Regions from separate parts of the Homo sapiens genome. Here region 2 is linked to region 1. Evidence: read pairs that join two places in POLR2A ChIA-PET (ENCODE). Cell type or tissue: PC-9. All regions are shown on one strand.

What was found. ChIA-PET counts read pairs that join two places held together with the same protein. Peaks named below come from ENCODE experiments on the same cell type or tissue, not always from the same donor. Only the 100,000 strongest peaks of a DNase experiment are listed, where the experiment ranks them.
Region 2: POLR2A ChIA-PET joins it to region 1 with 7 read pairs; 2 of 35 experiments call an interaction of 5 or more read pairs at or near these places.

Annotation. Positions count from the first base shown.
Region 1 is chr19:43,437,468-43,441,467 of GRCh38, forward strand. No RefSeq gene overlaps it. Among named protein-coding and RNA genes, the nearest start is that of TEX101, 25 kb to the left of the region's middle. In PC-9, no CTCF peak of the experiment used is centred here; DNase peaks (open chromatin) are centred at 1,074, 1,234 and 1,834; H3K4me3 peaks cover 471 bases; H3K27ac peaks cover 2,372 bases.
Region 2 is chr19:43,019,985-43,023,984 of GRCh38, forward strand. The region is part of intron 2 of PSG11 (pregnancy specific beta-1-glycoprotein 11); the gene reads right to left. Among named protein-coding and RNA genes, the nearest start is that of PSG11, 4.5 kb to the right of the region's middle. In PC-9, no CTCF peak of the experiment used is centred here; DNase peaks (open chromatin) are centred at 1,837 and 2,337; H3K27ac peaks cover 946 bases.

The DNA of each region.
Region 1 (4,000 bases):
TAGGCTACCCAAGAGGGAAGGGCCCCCGTCCTATGATCACGTGACTTGCTTCACCTTGTCAATCACTTAGAAGATTCACCCTCCTTACCCTGCCCCCTTGTCTTCTACGCAATAAATATCAGCGAGCCCAGCCTTTTGGGGCCGCTGCCGGTGTCCACGTCTTGATGGTAGTGGTCCCCTGGGCCCAGCTGTTTTCTCTTTATCTCTTTGTCTTGTGTCTTTATTTATTACAATCTCTCGTCTCCGCACATGGGGAGAACACCCGCTAAGCCCCGTAGGGCTGGCCCCTACAAGGCAGCCTTCAGAAAGGCCAATGGGGCTGAGGAACTGAAGCCTTCTACCAACAGCAGGCACAGCCTGCCAGTCATGTGAAGGAGCCATCTTAGAAGCAGATCCTCCAGCTCCAATTGAGCTTCCAGATGACTACAGCAGCCCCGGTCCACGTCAATCGATAAATCAATAAATGCTTATTAGGGCTGGGCATGGTGACCCATGCCTGTACTCCCAGCACTTTGGGAGGCAGAAGCAGCAGGATTGCTTGAACCCAGGATTTCAAGACCAACCTGGGCAGCATAGTGAGACCCCCAACTCTAGAAAAAAATTTTAAAATTAGCCAGGCATGGTGGCTCATGCCTGTAATCCCAGCACTTTGGGAGGCCAAGGCAGGAGTATTGCTTGAGCCTAGGAGTTCAAGACCAGTCTGGGTAACACGGCGAGACCCCATTTCTATTTTTTTAATAAATAAAATAAAAATAATTTTAAAAATTAGCTGGGCATGGTGGTGCATGCCTATAGTCTCAGCTACTTAGGAGGCTGAGGCAGGAGGATCACTTGAGCCCAGCAGGTCAAGGCTGCAGTGAGCCATGATGGTACCAGTGCACTCCAGCCTGGGCGATTAACCAACATTCCAAATGCATCCTCAGGAACAATAAATCTCTCAAATATTGCCTCTACAGGGGAAAAAACCCAAAGGTCCTTAATGATGACTCAGAGGGAAGGTTGAAAGATGCTTATCGGAGAGTTTGAGTTATATATCCATCTGTCTATCTATGTATTGGGGTTCACCAACTGTAAAAGCATCGTTGCTATTACAGATATAAGGCACTCCAAGCCCAAGAGCCCTGAGGGTAGGGAGGTTACTCCAGAAGATCAGGAACCAGGAAACGCCCACACCCACAGTAACGGTAAGAATGACAGCTGCAGACCAGACCAGCCCTCTACTGTGATGCTGGAGAGATGAGACCCAGCTGGGATCCCTGGCTCAGGCCCTCATGCCAAGACAGCTGTCTCTAATCTGCCGGTGACAGCCCAGCCAGCCCATTCTACTCAGGGAAATCATCTGGAATCATCTGGGTCTGGTTATTTTTCACAAGCAGCCAAAATCCTGGGAAACTGGTTTGTACAAACCACTAAATTTCCCTGGCTTATAAAATGGCAATAATCACAGTCTGGCTTCATAGAGCTGTCATGACAATTAAGTGGCTTCTGCAAATCACGTACATGGAACCAGGATGGAATCCAGGTCTATGAGGCGCACACGAGAAAAGATTTTGAAATGAGCTCCAAAGGTCTTGAGATGCATGAAACCCTCATTATCTGCACCTTTATTTACAAATCAATGCTTAACGGAGCTAAAGGCAAATCTTCATTTTAAGATTAAGAAAGATTAAGATTAATTAAGAAAACATAGACATATAATGAAAAGATACATACATATATTTAAAAAAACAAAAACAAAAACTGATAATGCAGTGACTAAGAGCAAATAATGCAATGACTAAGAGCAAATAACATCAAATCATTCACTTCTCATCAACCAGCAAATGTGAATGCCTTCAAAGCTTCCTGCCAACTTCCTCTAGACAACCACACCCAAATGGCAAATGCAGACACAACAGCTTCTTTGCTTGACTACTCTCTCCTACTTCATTTCCGTTCTCCCCACCCCCTACCCCGCCCCCCCCCCCCCCGCCGCCTCCACCCCGGCCCCCGCCGCCAAAACCCTGTGCATCCTGAACCTGGGAGCGTCCTTTAAAGAAGCCATACAAGGGAGCTCCCTGAGGTCCTCCCCTAAACGGCCTCTGACTCTCCTACCTGGAAGCAGAGCCCAAGAACTTTGAGCTGATGAGAGGACTCTGGGCTTGGCCGTGTATGGGAAAGCAGCCTGTTGCATGTCAAGAGTGACGCCATCTTGAAGCAAAACCGCCGTGATTGGTTTTGCAGACCAACCTGTTGCAGACCAACCTGGAATAGCTGACAGCTGAGTTCCAGACATATGAGAAGGTACAGATGACCCAGAAGAACCATCCAGCCAAGCCTAGCTAAATGCCCTACCCACAAACTCAGAAGCTAAAAAAACATGCTACTGAGCTTTGGGGTGGTTTGTTACACAGCATTATTGTAACTAACCAATACAAGAAACCTGCAGCTGCTCAGCCAAATCCTGAAGCTAGCCTGCTTGGATTTGAAACCCATCTCCATTACCTGTCAGCTGAGTGACTTAACTTCCCTGAGCCTTAGATCTCTCATCTATAAAATGGGATAAGAGCAGGTCTAACCCAACAAGATGGTTCCATCATTCAGGAAACAACAGTTTATGGGGTTCCTCTTGCTCTGTGTGAGAAAGAGACAACAATGACCAAGACAGACTAGGCATGATGGCTCACGCCTGTAACCCCAGCACTTTGGGAGGCCAAGGTGGGAGGATTGATTGAGCCCAGGAATTGAAAGCCAGCCTGGGTAACATAGCAAGACCCCATCTCTAAAAAAAAAAAAAAAAAAAAAAATTAAGAACCTGGGAGGCCGAGGTTGCGGTGAGCCGAGATCGCGCCAATGCACTCCAGCCTGGAGGCGAGAGCGAAACTCCATCTCAAAAAGAAGAAAAAAAAAATTAAAAATTAGCCAGGGGTGGTAGCTCATGCCCATAGTTCCAGCACTTTGGGAGGTCAAGGTGAGAGGATCACCTAAGCCCAGGAGATTGAGGCTGAAGTGAGCTATGATCACACCACTACATTCCAGCCTGGGCAACAGAGCAATACCCTGTCTGTAAAAAACCAAAACAGTGACCAAGAGAAAGTTCCATATGCATAAAAAGCAAACAGATCTACGATATGAAGTCAGGTAGAGAGAAGTAAGTGCTCTGAAGAGAAGCACAACTGACTAAAGGACGGAGGCTGTGATGGGGAGAGGAGATACTGCTTTCGATAAGGTAGTCAGGGACGCCCACCAAAAGGAGATGACATCCCAGCCACGTGTGAATGAAGAGACCATGAGGGAGGTTTTCCCAGCAGAGGGAATGGTGGTGCCAAGGTGTAGAAGCGGGCATGAGATTGGTGTGTGTGAGCAATGGAAAGAAGGCTGGCAAGAAGAGGCAAGTGGCAGAATGGCAGGAGGCGGCATCTAAGAGGCAGGCACAGATCAGAGTATGGGGATAATGGATTTAGGAAGTTTTTTGTTTGTTTATGTTTTTGTTTAGAGACAGAGTCTTGCTCTGTCACCCAGGTTGGAGTGCAGTGGCGCGATCTTGGCTCACTGCAACCTCCATCTCCTGGGTTCAAGTGATTCTCCTGCCTCAGCCTCCAGAGTAGCTGGGATTACAGGCATGCACCACCATGCCCGGCTAATTTTTTGTATTTTTAGTAGAGACAGGGTTTTGCCATATTGCCCAGGCTGGTCTCGAACTCCTGAACGCAAGTACTCCACCCACCTCAGCCTCCCAAAGTGCTGAGATTACAGGCGTGAGCCACCGTGTCCAGCCATTTTTTTTTTTAAGGCAGGGTCTTGCTCTATCGCCCAGGCTGGAGTATAGTGGCACAATCATGGCTCACTGCAGCCTCAACCTCCTGGGCTCAAGCTATTCTCCTGTCTTAGCCTCCCACGTAGCTGAGACTACAGGCACAGGCCACTCCTAGCTTGGAGTGTGGATTTTATTGTGATTAAATTAGTTGTCAACCTAGATAACAAACAGCGAGAGGCTCTCTAAAAGAAACAAAAATTGGTT
Region 2 (4,000 bases), 420 kb before region 1:
TCATTAGACATTCTACCCTCTGATTCTGAGTTTGACTACTCTATGTACCTGATATCAGTGGATTCCAGAGTGAATCAGAGTGTAGAATAGTAGTTTCCAGGAGCTGGGATCAGGGGAATTGGGTGTTGTTCCGTGGGTGTGCGGTTTCAGTTATGCAGGACGAGGAGGTTCTAGAGATCTCCTGTACAGATTCATGCCTATAGTTCATACAGATAAAGTGCTTCTTATGCAGAAAGGTTAAAACAAAGTGTTTTGGAATTCTAATTTTTTTTATTTTGGAATATTTGCAGTACATGTACTGGTTTAGCATCCCAAATCTGAAAAATTTAAAATCCACAATGCGCCAGTGAGCACTTCTTTTTAGCATCACATCAGTGGTCAGAAGTGTAAAGTTTTGGAGCATTTCAGATTGTGGATTTCTGGATTTGGGATGCTCCATATTTAATACTGTAATTATCCCATAAAAAGTTGTCAGGAGATTAGACCTCATGTTGTGTTCTGACTCTAGTAACAAAAAAAAAATTTGGAGGAAACATTAAAATGTTTTCATAAGTGGAAATTTTTACTGATGGTCTAAACATCTAAGATCAATTGCTGGTAGTAGTATTTCTCTTGAGACCAACATAAGGTTTAGGTGTGCCATGAATTCCAGCAGGATCACATTATGCTCAAAGAAAGATGCCAAAGGTGATTTGAAATTAGCAGCTCCTTAAGTAGAGAGAGTCCCGTTAAAAGGACAGAACTGGTCAGTGCATCAATTACATAAAAGGAGGAAGGATGCCAAATTAAAAGAAGTGATGTGTGTTATGTTAGTAAATATAGAAAGAACTTCCTGCTTCTAATTTCTGTGCAGTTAGGAAAAATGGGGAGGACCCCAAAACAGGTATGTGAAATGCTTTCTTCATTTTCTGTTAAGCTCAGGAAACACCACTAGAGTTTAAGTTTGTGTGAATTAGAAGGAGTCTAAGTGAGATGCCAATGGCTCATGTGTCTCCCCACACGAAGAACTCCAACTTATGAAAACGGCATCATCATGAGGAAACAGTTGTATGTGGCACAGGCAGTAAAACCATCAGATAGCACCCACCTGGCCACCTCCAACTAGTCCCCAAAACCACCAGTATTCCTCTTAAGTATGTGTTACAGCCTTTGTAGTTGTCCCACAGCTACAAAATTTTAAAAATGCTATTGTCAAAACAAAATATTAAATATGAAGTTGAATATGTTGATCCACTTTTTTTCCCTACTCTTTTTGGACTTTCCTGTTTCAGTTTTGGAAATTTCTATTGACACATCCTCAAGCTAGGGATTCCTTCCTCAGCTGTGTGCAGTCTACCAGTAAGCATCAAAAGAATTCTTCATTTCTCTTACAGCATTTTTATTTTTTCTGAGAGAGACTCTTGCTCTGCCAGGCTGGAGTGCAGTGGCATGATCTCAGCTCACTGCAAGCTCCACCTCCCGGGTTCACACCATTCTCCTGCCTCGACCTCCCAAGTAGCTGGTACTACAGGTGCCCACCACCATGCCCAGCTAATTTTTTGTATTTTTAGCACAGATGGGCTTTAACCATGTTAGCCAGGATGGTCTCCATCTCCTGACCTTGTGCCTGCCCCAGTCTCCCAAAGTGCTGCGATTATAGGCATCAGCCACTGTGCCCAGCCATCTCAAAGGGATTTTAATGAGTTGTTGACTTTTGAGTTTGTTCAGCTTTTTACTTAGTGTTAGAACCGAGTGACAAATTTCAAGCTTGTCATATGCCTGACACGAAGCCAGAAGTCTCTAGGAAGTGATCAGAGAATGTAAGCTCCATAGCACGTTGACGATGGAGTCATGAGTGAAACAGGTGAAATGAGCTCATGGGCTTTGGAGACTGCAGGCCTGTCCAGCCTCTGACACCCTGGTGAGTCAGTGCAGAGATTACAACAGTGACAGCAAACTAGCATGGCTGACTCCATCTGGCATCTAGTCTCAGGCTGGCTGTCCTCACTCATTCCTGCACATAGACAAGGCTAACCTTGGGAGAAATTTAGTTTATGGTTTAACTTTGAAGCAAGAATGATAATAGTTCCTCCATAAAACTAACACCCTTACTTTGCCCAGGGACTGCCTTTGTCAAACTAGTGAAAGACCATGAGATTTAGATTATAAGAGGGAACTGAATTCTGCTAAAATGTATGCACAGTTTCTATAATCCCTGACTGCTGCAATGTCATTTGGCAAGGGTTTACAAAATTTGTAACTAATTGCTCCTATAGATAACATCACTATTGTAGAACGTGAGATTGGTCTTTTGAGATGCTTCTCATTCTTTTGCATTCTGGCAACCAGCTGACCTCATCCATACCTATGACTAATGGCTCAGCCCGTCATGTGGTCCCTACCTAGAGGCAGATTCAAGCACAAACAGATCATTTCCCTCCGCCCGCATGATTCCATCACCAACAATCAGCAGTACTCATTTTTTAGTCCTGTGCCCCTGAAACTATCCTTGAAAATCTCTAAGCCCTGATCCACTGGGGAGGCTGATTTCAGTAATAATAAACCTCTGTCCTCCTGTTTGGCAGACTTGGAGTCATTAAAATCTTTCTTTACTAAAAATCACCATTTCAATAAATTTGTGTGTTTGTGTGTGTGTGTGCAGGAGGCCAGAAGAACTTGTCTGACAATGATAAGAGTGGTTGGAGGGACTTCCTATCCCTGTCCCATGGTCTTGTCCACAGGTCAGCCTCACAAAGGGGAAGAGCCCTTGATGGGAATACAGTGGAAGCTCATTCTCTTAGTGACCTGGGGACATTGGCTCGAGATGAAGCCTGGCAGGAGTGGCAACTCCAGGTGATTTCTGCACCTTTCCTATTTCCTGGGAGGTGGGCCAGGCCACAGTGTTAGCGGGAAGGGAATAGAACAGCCAGCCTAGTTAGAGGGAGTGTCTGGGGAAGGCCTAGGGGTGGGGGAAGAAGCTGTGCAGGACAGGGCTTGCCAGTCAGAATGAAGTGGGAGGAAGATGAGGGACACAGAGAAGCAGAGAGAGGCAGAGACACCATGGCAGTGAGCAGTGAGGGAGACACTGACTTCAGAGCCCCCAGGAACCAGCTGCCCCCAGTTCCACAGTCCAGGACCAAGGAGCCCCGAGAACCCTCTGGTGGCCAAAGAGCTTCAGAGTTACATGAGGTGGGGTGGCTTTAGGGGCAAGAGGTAGTGGGGGGATGAAACATGGGTGTCAGCCTCTGAAGGACAAGGGACAGGTGTGGCTAGAACCTCCTAGGATTCTGCATTCAAGATCCAGTCTCTAAAGAGGTTTTGGATCATTCATTTCTTCATTCCATTCCTTCATTTGTTATGTGAGAGCTCCTGAGTGTGTGTCTCTCGCTGGGCCTGTGCTGGTGTAGGGAGTGAGTGGGGAAAGAAAACAAGGTCCTCTCCTTGATCCTCTCATGACAGTGACATGGACACTTTGGGAAACACAGAGTTTCAGGTTCAGTGATGGGGGTTAAGATCTGAGGGGGAGGCCTGGACATTTTTTTTGCACTGACTTTGATGGTTGAAGCAGGTGATTTAGTTCTGGAGTATAGACTAATCAGCTGACCATTTGCTCTCACTCCTCTGAGGTTTGGATGCCTAAGAAGAGAGGATTTGAGCCAATAAATGACTATGGGGTGCTTGGAACCCAGTAAGCCCTCACTTCTGGTGGAGGAGAGGATGGGCCTGTGGCTGCAGACAGACCTCATGTGACCCTGATCTCCCCTTTGCGTTTGTGTGACTCTGATTCAGTGACTGTGCCTTCCTGTGCCTCAGTTTTCTCTCAATCAGATAAGTTAAATGGCAAATGGACTGTGGCTTTTCATGCTATCTGTGAATAAATGTTAAATTATTCACAGTCACCTGACCTAATGCTTGGCACAGTGGAGGTGTTCACACAAGCAGCATTTATTATTAATTTGCTTCCATGAGAAAGCACCTTTACGTCAGATCCCTGTGGACAAGCTGCTACCAGGTACATCTT